Regions from separate parts of the Homo sapiens genome. Here region 2 is linked to region 1. A link is an interaction called in ENCODE POLR2A ChIA-PET data of the cell type or tissue named here. Cell type or tissue: PC-9. All regions are shown on one strand.

Region 1 (8,000 bases):
AAGCTCATGGCCTAAGTTATAACCACTAATGCAACCACTACAGCCTTTGTTCTTTCACTAACTCAGATTTTATGGCTGTTACCTCCCAGTATCTCTGTATTTTGAGATCAGTTCTCAGTATTTTGAGCTTGTTCTGAGAAATCTTTAATCTCCCATTCGTACACACCAACGTCAGTGGGAAGCTGGATCAATGATACTTCAGAAACAGAGTCTTATAACTTTGAAGATCACTTCCAATCTACTGGGTAGAAGAGTGTGGTTCAGCAAGATCAAATAAGTAGCCCAAAGTCACACAGCAAGCCGATTGTGAAGTCTGACAAAGACCTCCTGATAAATAAGTTACTGATTTAGCTTACAGCCTTGAACACCTGTCTCTCAGACTACATCATCCAGAATTAGTATTTTCAGCTCATGTAGGTTTCTTCATCAGCAAATCAGTGAAGCCTTTCACTTAACTGTAGAAACTCTGATCATTCTTTCTCATCCTTCCCTTAACAAAGCCTTTCTAATCTCTTTGGCAGAGGCAGGCGGCACTGTTCGTGAGATGCATGAGCTTTGCACTGTGGTCCAGCACATCTCTGTTGTAGGCTTCCTCATGCCTGATCCTGAAAGGGTCACTCCTACCCTTTCCAAAAACCACTACAGGTACAGCGGGACACTAATCCCTTCAGGTTCACCTGATGTTAGGGACCAAATAAAAGCTTGGAAAGGTTTTGTTTGATAAAACATGTTAGCTATGCTGAGGAAAGAGGAGCAGAAGCAAAAGCCAACCTGTGTCCTCTTCATGGTGGACACTGAAAGAGCAAGCAGAGAGAGGCAGTGTAAGCCAGACTACACTCTAGTGACAAACGGCTGTGATTCTACACCCTGACTTCATAGGATTGGAGGTTCACCCTCATTAGAATCACCTAAATTATGGGCTGGGTGCCATAGCTCACACCTGTAATCCCAGCACTTTGGGAGGCCACGGTGGGAGGATCGCTTGAGCTCAGGAGTTCAAGACCAACCTGGCCTACATAGTAAGACGCCACCTCTACAAAATATACAAAGATTAGCTGAGTGTGGTGCCACAATCCTGTAATCCCAGCTACTCGGGAGGCTGAGGTGGGAGGACCACTGAGCCTGGGAGGTCAAGGCTGCAGTGAGCAGTGTTCACGTCACTGCACTCCAGCCTGGGTGACAGAGCAAATCACCTGAAGTGCTTAAAAGTTTCTGAACTCCACTCTACACATACTGAACAATGGGAATCAAGAGGGGTGTATGGGGCTTCAGAATATGCATTTTTAACAGGCTCCTTGGGAGGTTTCTTACGCACATTTAAGGTTAAGATTTACCCTCCTCTGTACACCCATGTTCAGAGCAGCATTATTCACGATAGCCAAAAGGTAGAACTAATCCAAGTGCCTATCAACCTATGAATGGATAAACAAAATGTGTTATACATAAACAATGGAATATTATTCAATTTTAAAAGAAAGGAAATTTTCACACGTTATAACATGAATGAACCTTGAGGACATTATGCTAAGTGTAATAAGCTAGTCACAAAAAGACAAATACTGATTCATGCTACAACATGGATGAACAGTGAAAATAGTATTCCAAGTGAAAAAAGCCTGACATAAAGGACCATATCTCATATGAGACCATTTTATAAAAAATGCCCAGAATAGGTAAATCTATAAGACAGGAAGCAGATTAGTAGCTTCCTAGGCTGGGGTAGAGAGTGAGGGAAAAGGCAGAGTGAATGCTGATGGGCAGGGGGCTTCTTTCTGGGGTTATGAAAATATTCCAAAATTGACTGTGATGAAGGTGGCACAGTCCTGTGAACATACTAAAAACCACTGAATTGTACACTTCAAATGGGTGAATTTTATGGTATATGAATTATACCTCTATAAAACTATATATACACATATATACATATATGTATACCTATATGTATATATATGTATATATACATATACACACACACACACACACATATATATATATATATATAGTAAGAATCACTGTCCTAAATGAATGAGAATGTACGTTGCCCTTAGAGATTTTTCTGAGAAACCCCATGGCCGATTGGGGAAACCATTCTGGTGACTGGCAGAATCCCCTACCACAAAATGGTTCCCATGCTCAACAAGAACCCTTCTTACAGGTGTTTAAATCTAATCCTTTTTGCTCTGGTCTCAATGGAGATGAAAGAGCAGCTGCTTTTCAAGGAGGGCATTCTAATACCTTCCGGTGCACGTGAAGAACATGAACCCACACTTCCTGGCTGTGGCGCAGGCCTGATTTGCCGACACTCTTCTGTCCACTTTGCTCCCAGGAGGTCCTTAGAGCAAAGGAAGCCTCAGAGAAGGCTGAGGCCTTTTCACATTGATACCCACAGGGCAGCAAGCAGGGCCTTAGGCCAGAAGTGTGCTGCTCACTGAGGTGGCAGGCTCCAGGATGTCACTCTGGCGCTTGAAGAGTACTGGAACGTCAGAGCACCCTAGGGGACTCCATTCCACATGTGACTGCATTGTGTTAATGGTAATAATCACAATCACAGTATTGCACACTTAACCACCTCTTCCCCCGCTTTCTCCAGTGCATTACAACAATCTTACAGGAAACACTTGATTCATTTCCACCCATCAATAGCTACACCATATTGTGAAATGCCATTTGTTTTTATGAGATGTTCTGCGGCACTGTTGCTCCTTTTTTAACCCCAGGGAAACATCGCTTGGGGCACTCTGATCTTTTAAACTTTACTTTGAAAGAAAAATCACAAGTGATATTTTTTTTTCTGTAGAGAGGAAATAGCCACTAAAGTCACACTGCAATAAATTATTTTCATCTCCAATTGTTAAAAATCTGTGATTTGTTCTTAAGTTTCTATTCCCAAGCTCCTAAATGAGAAAATCTTCTTTTTCCAGATTCTAGTTACAGTTGCAATGTCTTGTCTCCCCTTTCCTGTGGAACTGGATGGGCCAGAACTGCAAGGAAAGGTCATTCTGCTACCGGGTGGGTGACATTTGAGCCAGAAGTAGGGATTGCTGAGCAGCAGGACAAACTGGCATATTAGCTCGTCCTCTACTGGGCCCCAGCCCAGAGACAGGCTTTAGGAAGAGAAGTGGGAGGTAAGGCTTTTGATCAATTTGCCTGAAGAAGGGCCAAAATTGCAGACCAAAGCTGTAGAAAAGCAAGAATAGGAGCTCAACCAAAGGCTAGTGCTACTAAAAAAATGGTATTTCAGCCCCTGAGTCTGTGTCTTTAGCCAGGCATGACCAGATGGTAGCATTTTCCTACTTCTGTTAGAATTCTGAAACTATGCAATGGTCAGTCTATGGCCTTAACAAATCCTGGTCCATAATATAAGAAGATGGACATTAGGGATGTACAAAGGTTAATCACCATGATCTAATTTCAGAACATTGTCATCACCCCCCAGAAAGAAACTTTGCATCCAAAAGCAAACACCCCTCATTCCTTGACCACCTCCATACTACGTGTGTTTTGCTCCGCAATTAGAATGTACATTCCACTGTGCTTCTCCATATCTCTAGAGATAGTAACATAGTGCCCAGCATGAGCAGGTGTCCAGTAGATGTTGGCTAATTAAAAGGTTTTTTTTAACTTTTGAAATTTTTGTGGGTATATAGTAGGTGTATATATTTATAGGGTTAATTAAAGAATAGATTTCTGTTAATTGGCTGGGAGAAGTAGTGGGGTTAATGGGGAAATGGAGAGAAAGAGAATCACTTTTCCTTTGTTTTTAGTTATGACGTGACTAAACCAGTGAACAATTCTGTCAGCCATATCATTTTTAGATGGAGTTTACCAAGCATGGAATTTCACAAAATATCGTTTTGGTTTTGCCCTGTGGGAAATTTATGATATAAAACAAATTAAACCAGCTCTATTTACTCACAAGGAAAGACATATTTCTGAAAAAATTTGAAGAAATGCAAGATCGTTACACTTCAACACCTGAACTAAGAACTATTAAAGTGCTGAGAAGTCAATGTTCTGTCATATTGGTTTTAATAAAGAGATAAGGATCATTTATGATTGGCAGAGTGGCTGCTTATATGCAAAGAGTGCTAAGTGTTTTAAAAGAGTTTTTTCTCTGAAATGGGTTAAATATAACCTTGTAACTTCTTAACATTTCAATAGGCTTTCAATGATAAAGGAGACAATTTCCAGCTCAGCCTATTTATGAATTGTCAACAAAAACATTGATAACTTCTGTCTGTTTAGGATTTTCAGGTTACAATAACATATGCATTATCAATTAGGAAGTTATTTTTGCTGTGGAGGATACATATGAAATAGAGCAAATAGTGTAATACATTTTTAATTACTAGGGCCCAAATGAATGAAATTTCATTGTGATATCAAAGGATATGGAATCTTAAATGTAACTAACATTTATTAAGTACATACTATATGCACATACTACGCTAGGCCTTTTTGCATTTATTTTCTAATCCTGTAACCAGCCCCATGAAGTAGATGACTTTACAAGGCTCATTTTACAGTTGCGAAAATGGTTGAGTCACACACTTGGTAAACCAGGACAAGATCTAAAATCTGACTCTAAAGTCCACACTCTTAACCTTTGTACATCCCTAATGTCCATCTTCTTATATTTTGGCAGTGTTCCACTAGCTGTTGGCTTCATTTACAAGTTCTTGGGATTTCTTATCCTTTCTAATATGTACTAATATCTGCCAATTCTTAAAATCAAGAAATTCTTCTCGAGGTCTATATCTACCTCCTTTCAATAGTAACACAGCCTAGACACAGAACACTATGTGAAGCTTCATACAAATGATTTTACTTTATATAGTGACAAATTCTGAAAGTCGTAATTAAATCATCCCTTGTCTTGATGAAGTTTGAATATGGAAAAGGAACTCTCTCCAGAAGCAGCTAGCTTTTTCACTGAACTCTCAAGGCAGAGGATGAGATGATGATGAATCTTTCTTAGGATGGCTACTTCCTTGTCAAATAAAGCCAAGCCATGCAAATGCCAGTTAAGTAAAGTTAAGGGTAAAATAGAGACAATAGGGCATAGTACCAAGATTTAGTGGAGAAAACTATTCTAATGGCTTACACGGATGAAATATCATGGGTCAGTCTGTACACAGCTGAAAGCAGGTGCCTACAGGCATCAAAGAGAGTATATCTTTGGGATTTGGGATTGAGACAAGAAAAAGTCATCCACTGAGAATAAAGTTATTAAGTAAGTGCCACAAAGTCCATGAGATTAGCCATCTGCAGAAGGAATTCACTCCAAGATAGGATGAACAAACGATTTTCTGGTGAGAACAGCACACTTCTCAAAATCCATCAAGGGACTAGAGTGTCTTCCAAATTTCTCAGATGGAGGGTAAGACTTCTCTTTTATCAGTAGTCTAATAAATGATAAAAATTTCAAGGTAAAACCATTAAAAGAAAATGGAGTTGATTTGTGTGAAGTCAAGGAAAAAAAGAGTCAAGGATTGAGATTATTTACTGCCCAGTATGGTCAATGGGGAAATGAGAGGATGCCTGCATTGAGTTGGCTGAGTATACAGGTTTACTTGCTCTGTATCCCAATAAAGAGCATTGTACTTACTCAATGGTATCCCTTAACATCACATGCCTGGCACATAGTGAGAGCTCAATAGGATAAGAAATACATGAGTAGAAAAGGACCAAGGCAAGGAACAGACAGCTACGATTTGTCAAAGGGAGAATGCTAAGTGCAGCAAGAGACTGCAGACACACATAGGGTGATTTGAAATCACCATAGGGCTGTGTAGAAGCACCCAATCTCTGCAGACTTGTCTATCCAAACTGGATCAGATCTGCCTGGAGTTAGGAAGGACTTTCCACTGAAGAGAAAATGTAAAATGATCCCCACCAGCCCCCACTGCCACCACAAACACCTACAGTCCTTATAAGAGGAGAATCCCAAAGCTCTTGCAAACCCTAAGCCCATTTTGGAGAGCCGCTAGGAATTCATGCAGCTGTATTGCCCTGTAGCAGGAGCACAAGGTTTGCACTCCCCATACCTCACACCCCTGTGAGCCAAGCTTCTGCAGCATAGCACCATCTTGAGACCAGAGCTACCTCTGGGGTCCACCCTTCTCTGGGGGCCAGTATCTACTGCACCTCTCCAGCACTGGGACTCCATTTTATTTCCAACAAGCTGATACAGGTAGCTGAATGCCACAACCCCAGCTGTGCAGAGCCTGGGCCCAGAATCAGCTATGACTCTGGTCCTGCACAGCAGGGAAAACAACTCCTGTCACTACACTTTCAGCTGGGGGAAGAGTATAGCAATCTTGCCCAGGGCAACTCTACTCTTGAGCCAGCCAAACTGCTACATGCCCTCCCCTAAATGGGAGAGGACCTGAGTCTCTGAGCAGCTGATCTGCCCCTGGCCAGCAAAGTCGCTATGTGACCGTGCTCAGGACCTGAGAAATAGCCCTGCAGTGCCCCTGCCCCCTGCCCCCTGCAGACATGGCTGTGGCCTACCCAATGGTCCTGTACTCTCCATCAGTGCCTAAGAAACAGCCTTGCAGGTTGCCCCTGGTGGGCATACCCCCAGGCCAACTGAAGAGCCTTGCACCTGCATGTAGACCTGAGAAATAGTTCCACGGACCACTCCTGGCAGGCACAATTCTAGGTCAGACAAGCAATTGCATGCTTGTGCCTGTGGCAAGAGTAACAGTACCATAGCTCCAACCCCAGTGACTCCAAGTTAGCTAGCACACTGTGTGCATATATATGCCTCCAACCTGAGAAACAGCCCAGCAACCCCAATCCTACAAAGCCACACCACTGGTGCCACAGACTCTCTCAGCCTAGACCACTGAGAAACTTGCTTATGCTACTAGTATGGATTATAGCTGAAGAAACTACATGGAGAGTACACTGTTGCATCCACCTAGAAGCAAAGCCAATGTACTCTACCAAACCAATACCCTAAAACTCATTCATATGAAACCTACTTCATAAAATTGGAAGAAGTGACTTTACCACGTGCATAGAAATCAGTGTAGGGACACATCAAACATGAGAAAGCAAGGAAACAAGACACTGTCAATGAAAAACAGCAATTCTCAAGTAACAGACCTCAATGATAAGAAAATGTGTGAAATCCCAGAAAAAGAATTCAAAACAATAAACTTAAGAAAACTGAGATACAAGAGAATATAGGCAATTCAATGAATTCAGAAAGACAATTCATGATTTGAATGAGAAATTCGACAAAGAGATGGGTATCATTAAAAAGAACAAGACAGAAACCTTAAAGCTGAAGAATCCAATGACTAAAATAAAAAAATTACCATTGAGAGCTTCAACAACAGACTAGACCAAGAAGAAAAAAGAATTTCTGAAGTTGAAGACAGGGCTTTTGAAATAATATAAGCAGAAAAAAAAAGAAAAAAGATAAATAAATAAAGCCTACAGGACTTATGGGACACTACTAAGTGAACAAATATTTATATTTTCAGTGTTTTGGGAAGCAGAAAAGAAGGGAAAAGATGAGGATAGCATAATTAATAAAATCATAGCAGACAGAGAAAGCATCAAGTCACATATAAAGTAACCCTCATTAGATTAATAGTGAAATTCTCACAGAACCCCTATAGGACAGGAGGGAATGGAATAATATATTTAAAGTACCAAAAGAAAAAAAAAAACCTCCCAACCACAAATATTATACCCAGCAAAGCCATCCTTTAGAAATGATGGAGAAATAAAATCTTTCACATAAAAGCAAAAACCAAGGAAATTCATCATTACCAGACTGGCCTTACAAGAAGTGTTCAAGGAAGTCTTACATTTGGAAGTAAAAAGATGATAAATGACATAATAAAAACTTGTGAAACTATAAAACTCCCTAGTAGAGGCAATATATGAAGGAAAAAAGAGAAAGGAATCAGGCTGGGTGCAGTGGCTCATGTCTGTAATCCCAGCAGTTTGGGAGGCCGAGGCGGGTGGATCACCTGAGGTTG
Region 2 (8,000 bases), 210 kb before region 1:
AGGGATAGCTCAGATGTCTGATGGAAAAAAGTCACATCAGTAACATTTTGAATTCTGCAAATATACACAATATGCCAATGTATGGGAGATAACTAAATACTGGTTTTAGAGAAAATAGATGAGTTAATACAAATAGAGATTCCCCTTAATTAATAGATCTTATATGTTTGGTTATATGTCTTATCCATGCTATTATAGCTAGCTAGCATTCATTAGGACAGCCAGAGAATCTTGTCTTTCTGTATTTTTATACTGTTTTTCTTCTTCTGATCAGCCGATTCCAGGTTTTGAAAGAATGAAGTAGTTCCTACTTAGATAATGCTATTGCCTTGCTCCTTAACAGTAAGCAGTGGAGAAGCAGAGTGGACGCTGGTGATGCTGCCTTTAGTCCTGGAGGGAGTGTCAACCAGTGGGTAATCATTCTGACCCTGCAACACAACCATCCCTTCACTATTTCAGTGAAGGTCTCTACTTCGGTGGTAGGTCTCTACTCAACATGGTACTTATAGCCGTTTTATACTTGCTATCTTAAAAAAATATGCAGGCTTTCACTGCTGTGAACAGATAATTGATATTTATGTTTCATAATCTGTGAAGATAGCTAACACATTTCTGACAGTTGCAATTTTTTTTCCCAAAACGAGTTTGAGCATGCCTATCCCTCTCTACCCAAGTATATTTAACAGCATTTCTATCTATTGGGGAATCTGAGTGAGGATGACAACGTGTCAGGGATTAGAATGGACAGGAAGAGTCTCTGTAAGAGGAGGGTGTGATGCTGGAGCAATTTATGAAAATTGGGTCCCCTGGTAACTGTAGTGGATGTTATACAGACAGTCCTGCAGAGTCATCCACGAGGCTGACTCACTGACAATGTACACATAGAGGTGGGCCTCGAGTGTGTGCAAATAACAAGTTTACTACTGCAGGCAAACTCTTCGTTTATTCATTTGACAGATTTATATTGAGGGGCACTGTTCTAGGAGCTGGGGATTTGGTAATAAATAAGATAGTCATGGTCCGTAACCTCATAGAGCTTACACATAAACTGTTTTGCTTTAAAATATTGTACATTCAGAGGTGTTTGTGCTCCGACCATATGACTGCAATATGTCATTTGATAAACCTTTCAGGCATGACTTGGACCCACCCAGAACTTAGCTTTAAAGCTATCAGATTGACAGGAGGAGAGAACACTGGCTTTAGATGACAAATCATGGAAATAATTATGAAAAGACCATCCAGTTTTTAATGACTTTACAAGAATAGTGTTCTTGTGAGACTATTGAATAAGAAGAAATATATGAACATTTGTATCATTCAACTGTCTAACTGATACCAACACCAATAAATATATGAACATCCTTATTATTCAAGTGTCTAATGAGTGAGGGACAGTGCCTGTAGGAAGGAGAGCCTCCCAACAATGGAAGCAGTGTTATTCTTCATGGTAGGGAGACCATTTTTTGGTTCCTCACAATGACTTCCAGGCTGGAATGATTTCCAAGTAGGGCAGGGAAGACAAATATCTGAAGCCTAAGGGAAGCTCCAGGGTGATTCTTGTAGTTTTGTTTGGCAGACTTTCTAAAAAGCATTGTCAGATAGTTTTGGAGCAAGCAGTTTAGCCATCTACTACCACACAATATATTCAAATCAGAGTAAGCTGGAAGAAAGTCATCCAACATCCAAGTCTCAGCCTGGCCTATGTGAACATACTTCTTCTTAAGACTAAGCTGTAGGGGTACTATGCTTATTACCTCGGTGTGAAATAATCTGTACACCAGCACCCCATGACATGCAATTTACCTATATGACTAACCTGCACATATACCCCTGAACGTAAAATTTAAAAAATTTTTATAGATATGTTAAATTTGAGATGTTTATTGAACATCAAAGCAAAAATGGTGAATGAACAGATATATGACACAAAAAAGACTAAGGTATAATCCTATATCATGAGTGAATAGGAATTTTTTGTTATTGGTGTTTGCGTTAGTTGAGATTTTATTCAGCAGTAAATAGAGAGATTTAAAATAGAAGTGGCTTAAGGAAGACAGATATTTCTCCTTCATGTAAAATCTGAAAGTTGGCAGTCCGAGGTTAATATGGCACCTCTATCCAGTACAGTCTTCAAGGACACGTGCTCTTTCCATCTTATTGCACTGTGAGGTGTAGCCTCTGTTGCTAAATTCAACTCACCATCCAATATGGCTGCTCCGACTCCAGCCATCAACTTCACATTCTAGCCAGTAGGAAAGAGAAAACAATAAATACAGGCAGATAAAAAGATAGATGACAAATTTCTCTTAAGGGAAGTTTCTAGCACATCATATAATATCTACATAACGCTTCTACTACCAACTCATTCACCAAAACTTAGTTATATGGCAACACCTGGCAACCAAGGAGGCTGTGAATTTTCTCTATTTTGGGCAGTCACATGCTTACATGAAAACAGGTATTTGAAAACAAGTGATGAAGAAAAGCATCAATATTAGGGGACATTTAGCAGTCTCTGCCACAATGTTGCCTATTAATAATCCTGCATACATTTTAAATATTTAATATCAGTCTGCAACACTCTATTTGCAAGGTAATGTATAGTATAATCTTTACCATATGAACTTAGTAGCCATGGTGTTCAGGAAAGTTGTGTTATTTTGTGCTAGAATATTTTACCTGCCCTAGGTAAGGGCCTAAAGATAAAATGTGCTAGACTAATTAATTTTAATGGCATATAGCAAGAGATTTCCAGCGTTAAAGATTGCATCTCCACCTGCAATTTGGGAAAGGAAAAACTGATAGCACAAAATAAAAGTAGTGGGTGTCCTGAAAACTGTCTGATGCTCTTCATGTTCTTACCAACTCATATCCTCATCTAAATTTGAATCACAGGTACATTCTGACCTTGTCGTAGAGAGAGTCCTAAAGTCTCACGAGAGAATTACCGTGCTTGTTCTAACAAGACTGTGTTCCAGCAGGCATGCCAAAATTTGATAGCTACAAATAGGGAGATTTGAAAGGAAAGAGGTGGGAGAGGTAATTTCTTTTAACTCAACTGCATCTGGTGGATTAAGGTAGACAATATTACCATTTTGCTGACAGAAGGCAGACATGGCACTAAAGAGGGAGAATGAGCAACCACAGAGCTGATTTAATTTCCAGTGGGGTTTATGGAAGCACCAAAACATGATGTAGCCAAATGTTCCTAAAAGTATGAAGTAATTTAATTTGTTCCATCATTACAAGAAATTAAAGCCAAGCACAATTACATCCCAGTAGTAAAAGGAACCCGCTGAATTGCCATTGTTATTGACTAAATGAAGTGAGATTTCTGATTACCTTGTCCAGCACATTTTAATTTCTGTCTGTCCATTTATTCCAAATCACATTACAGGGCCTTAACTGATCTTGACAAAATAAGCTACATTATTAAGGTGCAGTTTAACCTGAGAAGCTTTAATTACTAGATTAGAGTTTTCAAATGGGCATGTCTTCTAGACTTCAGTACATTTAGGGATGTAATTATTAGAGATTCTTTGTTTCTGATGTGCAAAAGAGACCCAAGTTTAAAAGGAAGACTTAAACTTACGGAAGTGATTTTTTTTTTTCTTCCACCAAGAGTCTCTTTGTAGACAGGTGTCTGTTCTGTTGGGAGTGGACTTACACCTCCTGAATGCTGTGATTGAGAGAGCTGCCTCCATAGTGGAAAGCCCCCGGTAGAGGGTAGTACCCAGATTTCCAAGGGGAGGGGAGTTGGGGGACTAAACGATGTACAGTGAACCCTCTCATAAGTAGGGTGTCTAGATGATTTAGCATTCAAACCAGAACACTTTTTAGAATGAAAGGCAATGCTATTCATAATTACACTGGTATAACAGGCATAGACCTTGGAAGTTCCAGGCCAATTAGGATGTATGGACTCTGTACCTATAAGGAAGACAAGGCAATAGATATGTAAACAAATCAATGTGATAGTCATTATAGGCATCTGGAGAATGAAAGGCTCTATAGGACACTGTGGGTGGGTGGGCATGGAGAACAGTCACTCTCTTAGGGATTTCTCTCCCCTGGAACAAAAGTTACACTAATCATGTGACATCTCAGAGCATGAAGTTTGTAGCTCCCTCAACCATATTCATATTCCTCTAACAGTCCAGTTAATGATTCTCAGATGCATTAGAAACTATGGAAATATTATAGAAAAGAAGCCTTAACAGGGGAAGTGTTTCATGCTTTTTCAGTTCCATTCAACAAACATTTATTGGATACCTAGTATATGACAGCCAGTGTTTAGCACCAGAGATCAAAAAATGAATTCATTATGGTTCCAGCCCCAGAGAAATTCAGTCTAGTAATAAACACATAATTGTGATAGACTGTTTAGTGATTTAATAACTTAAAGAGTTAACTTCTGATTTGGTTCTCATGCATCAAACATAATATTTGCCAGTCTCTATCTCTACAAGGAGCCCTGGATTTTTCCCAGTCCCCTACTAATGCTAGATAATATGGCAAAATACACAGGCTGATCAGGCTGTTTTAGAGACTCTTTTAAGCAGAGATCTTTTGTTTTCCAGACTGCTAATTTATTTTTTTCTACCCAGAAAGCCCTTCCTACCATCTGAGCTATTCTGACCAAATCAGCGAAGACAAGCTACAGAGATTTAGGATGTCTGGGCTAAAAAGGTTTGCTTGTTTAATTAGATAAATAATTTGAGAATGCTTTCCAGGATTACTGTTCCTAACCACATTGATAAATGCTGGGAAGACTATCTCAGTTATCCAGCATTGGATAACAGACTGTTGGAGAAGAGTGAAGCTTCAGTGTGAGCTGGGAAAGATCCCAAAAATCCTAACATGCTCTAGGTGCCTGCATATAAAATTCATCATCATAGTGACTTTAGGACCACTTGCTATTTTTCAGGCACTGCTTTACATACATAGTCCTATTTAAATAATTTTCAGAATCATACTGTGATATAGGTACTGCTTTCTCCATTTTATAAATTAGAAAACAAGCTAGGTTAATTCACTTTTATAAGGTGCCAAGCTAGTCAATCAGTGGCAAAGCTCAGATTTGGAAACAAGGACTGCCTTACTCCAAAAACTGTTCTCTTAAATTTCAGTGTTTGTAAGGTCCCTCACTGCCCCAGCATAACCCAGCATTTGGTCCATTCAAGGATTAAGAGGAACAGGGATCTGCCAGCCTTGTTTCTGCAGAAAAAAATGGGGGAGGCAGAGCTGGATCTAACCAAACAGGTTAAATTTAAGTGCCAGGTTTCCGTGAAGGAGAATTATGCCAGCAATGGTTTCTCACCTTAATGAATTCATTTCTAACCATTCTTTGCCCTGCAAAGACAGCAGGATCCTGGGTCCACAGGGCCCAGTTCATGGAGAGGAGAAAGAGGCACATAATGGGAGCAAAAAGTGAAGAATTCAAGCTGCAAAATGTAACGGAATTCTCAAAGTGCTGGGTTCTCTTCACTCCCTTATCTGGCAGCTCCTGTTTTTTCTCCTTTGCCTCCCACAGTTGCCACTTTAAAAAGTCATTTTTAATGTGGCACATATACACCATGGAGTACTATGCAGCCATAAAAAAGAATGAGTTTATGTCCTTTGCAGGGACGTGAATGAAGCTGGAAGCCATCATTCTCAGCAAACTAACACAGGAACAGAAAACGAAACACTGCATGTTCTCACTCATAAGTGGGAGTTGAACAATGAGAACACATGGACACAGGGAGGGGAACATCACACACTGGGGCCTGGTGGGGGTTGGGGGAGCAAGGGGAGGAAGAACATTAGTACAAATACCGAATGCATGCGGGTCTTAAAACCTAGTTTGGGCTGATGGGTGCAGTAAACCACCATAGCACATGTATACCTATGTAATAAACCTGCACGTTCTGCACATGTATCCCAGAACTTAAAGTAAAAAAAAACACAAGAAAACAAACAAACAAAAAAACTCCTTTTTAAACATTGTCTCAGCGTCCAGTCGGTTGAGTTTCTGCACTTTTAGACACTCAAGCCCCTTCTTTCGTCCTTTGCTCCAGTGGTTGTAGCTTCCTACCTCCTTCTTACCCTCACCCCTAGGCTTCCACTTTAGAGAATTTGGAGAACTGGGGAAAGAAAAGACTGTTTTGTGCATGGTGTGCCTGCAGCCTAGTGCCATGAGCTGGTTCTTGCCGTGTCTGAGCCACCAGATCCACTCCTTCTGTGGTTCACACGCTATTCCCTCTATCCCAGCCAAGCTTGCAAACTCTGATCATGAACTACCAGGTGGAGGCGGGGCATGGATATCCTCCCCAGGAAGCCTGTCTGGAACCTCTGAACTTTTCTGACCTGTGCATGCCTCTACCACAGCACACCTTAATTTCTTTTGAAATCACTGCATTTGTTCATTTGTTAGTTGTTTGCTTCTAGATGGTAGACGCCTTGAGGCCAGAATTCTTCTGAACTAAGCTTTGGAAGTTGAGCACCTCATAGAATACCAAGCTTCTCGTATTACTGGTGGGGTTCAACAAGTATTTGTTGAGAAGTGATGAATCAAGCTAAAGTTTAAGTAGGCAAAGATGAATCACGTCATAACCTCTGGTTTCCCAACTTTGTCTATAGAAAAGGCTCCTTGCTAGGTAAAACAAAAACAGAAGAAGTATGTGGATTCTCTTCAACTTTGGGACTCATCACCCTGAATCTCTCAGTTATCTCAAGACTGATTCCCTCCACCCTGGAGGGCCTCCCTGCCCCTCCTTTGTACAGCAGTGAAAGGCAGAAATTGAATAGAAGGAGGGAAAGAGGGAAAAAGGTCTAGATGATCAAGTGGCAAAAACAAATAACCCAGCATGAACAAGTATGCAGAGAGGGAACTCTGAGGAAACTTGCTGACAAAAGATAGAGATGGAGGTGAGGTCAACCACAGGGGAATAATGGGGGCAGACAAGTCTAAGGAGGTAGATTTTATAGGGACTTCGAATAGATGAACTGAAGTTTGGGGAAGACCTAAAGGCATTAAAAATCCAGTATAAGTTCTTGATTAAGGACAGATATCATAATAATTATTATTATAATACAAGGGGTGCTTTGGGAACATAGGCTATGTAGGAGGGATTGACAGAGGAAGGGAGGAAAGATCTAGGAAAATGAGGGCCAAACGGAAAGGTGTCCTTCTCCTGTTCATTTGCCAATGAAATGCCTAGGATATATGGTGGTCTGCTCCTACCCTCCACAGTTCTAGCCACTGCAACCAGGATGCCCAGCAACCATGTCATTCATTCATTCATATGGTCTATCTGTCTCCTATAGGCATTTCAGTGAGTGGCCGCTGCTTTATGTGTTCTGTTGGTAAACTTGTAGTACCCTGAGAAAACTCACACATTATGGAGAAATTACTTCAAAAAATATGCACAGTAGTTAACTGAAATCTTTTTATGTGTTCTACTCTCACGTGAAGTAGAGAAGTAGAGGGAGAGTTTTTTAATTATAAAAAGGGAGGAAGAGGGAAGAGGGAAACAAAACTAACATTTATTAAGCAAGGTAATTTCTTACCTCAGTGTTTTCAAACCAATTGGTAGATTTCAAAATCAATTTAAGGGGTCACAATTAATACTTTAAAATTAAATAAAATAGAAAACATCAGAGTGAATCATACATAGTAAGGATAAATGTTATTTCATGTTAAATTATGTTTCAATTCTCTGTATTGGCTCGAATATATATTTACTCTTATGTGTATGGTATATACTGTTCCTATATATACATTTCCTTTTTATTTTATATATATAATTCTTTTTATTGGTTTAATTTATACTGAAATGCATGGTTTGTTAAAGACTGTAAACAAATTTTGCCATGACTATTATTTATAAAACACAAGAGTTTCTTTAAATAGGAGTCCACTGCTCTCCTCTACCTTTTAAAAATAAATATAGGTATAAAACCTTTTTGTACATTTTTTTTATATTACTGAAAGCCAGCATCCACATGCCTTCAAA

The links. Peaks named below come from ENCODE experiments on the same cell type or tissue, not always from the same donor. Only the 100,000 strongest peaks of a DNase experiment are listed, where the experiment ranks them.
Region 2: POLR2A ChIA-PET joins it to region 1 with 6 read pairs; 2 of 35 experiments call an interaction of 5 or more read pairs at or near these places.

What each region holds. Positions count from the first base shown.
Region 1 is chr5:58,839,597-58,847,596 of GRCh38, reverse strand. All of the region lies in intron 4 of RAB3C (RAB3C, member RAS oncogene family), which reads right to left. Among named protein-coding and RNA genes, the nearest start is that of PDE4D-AS1, 200 kb to the left of the region's middle. In PC-9, no CTCF peak of the experiment used is centred here; a DNase peak (open chromatin) is centred at 3,006.
Region 2 is chr5:59,054,390-59,062,389 of GRCh38, reverse strand. All of the region lies in intron 5 of PDE4D (phosphodiesterase 4D), which reads left to right. The region is part of intron 1 of PDE4D-AS1 (PDE4D antisense RNA 1); the gene reads right to left. Among named protein-coding and RNA genes, the nearest start is that of PDE4D-AS1, 19 kb to the right of the region's middle. RefSeq lists a silencer at 761-961. In PC-9, no CTCF peak of the experiment used is centred here; a DNase peak (open chromatin) is centred at 6,469; H3K27ac peaks cover 1,695 bases.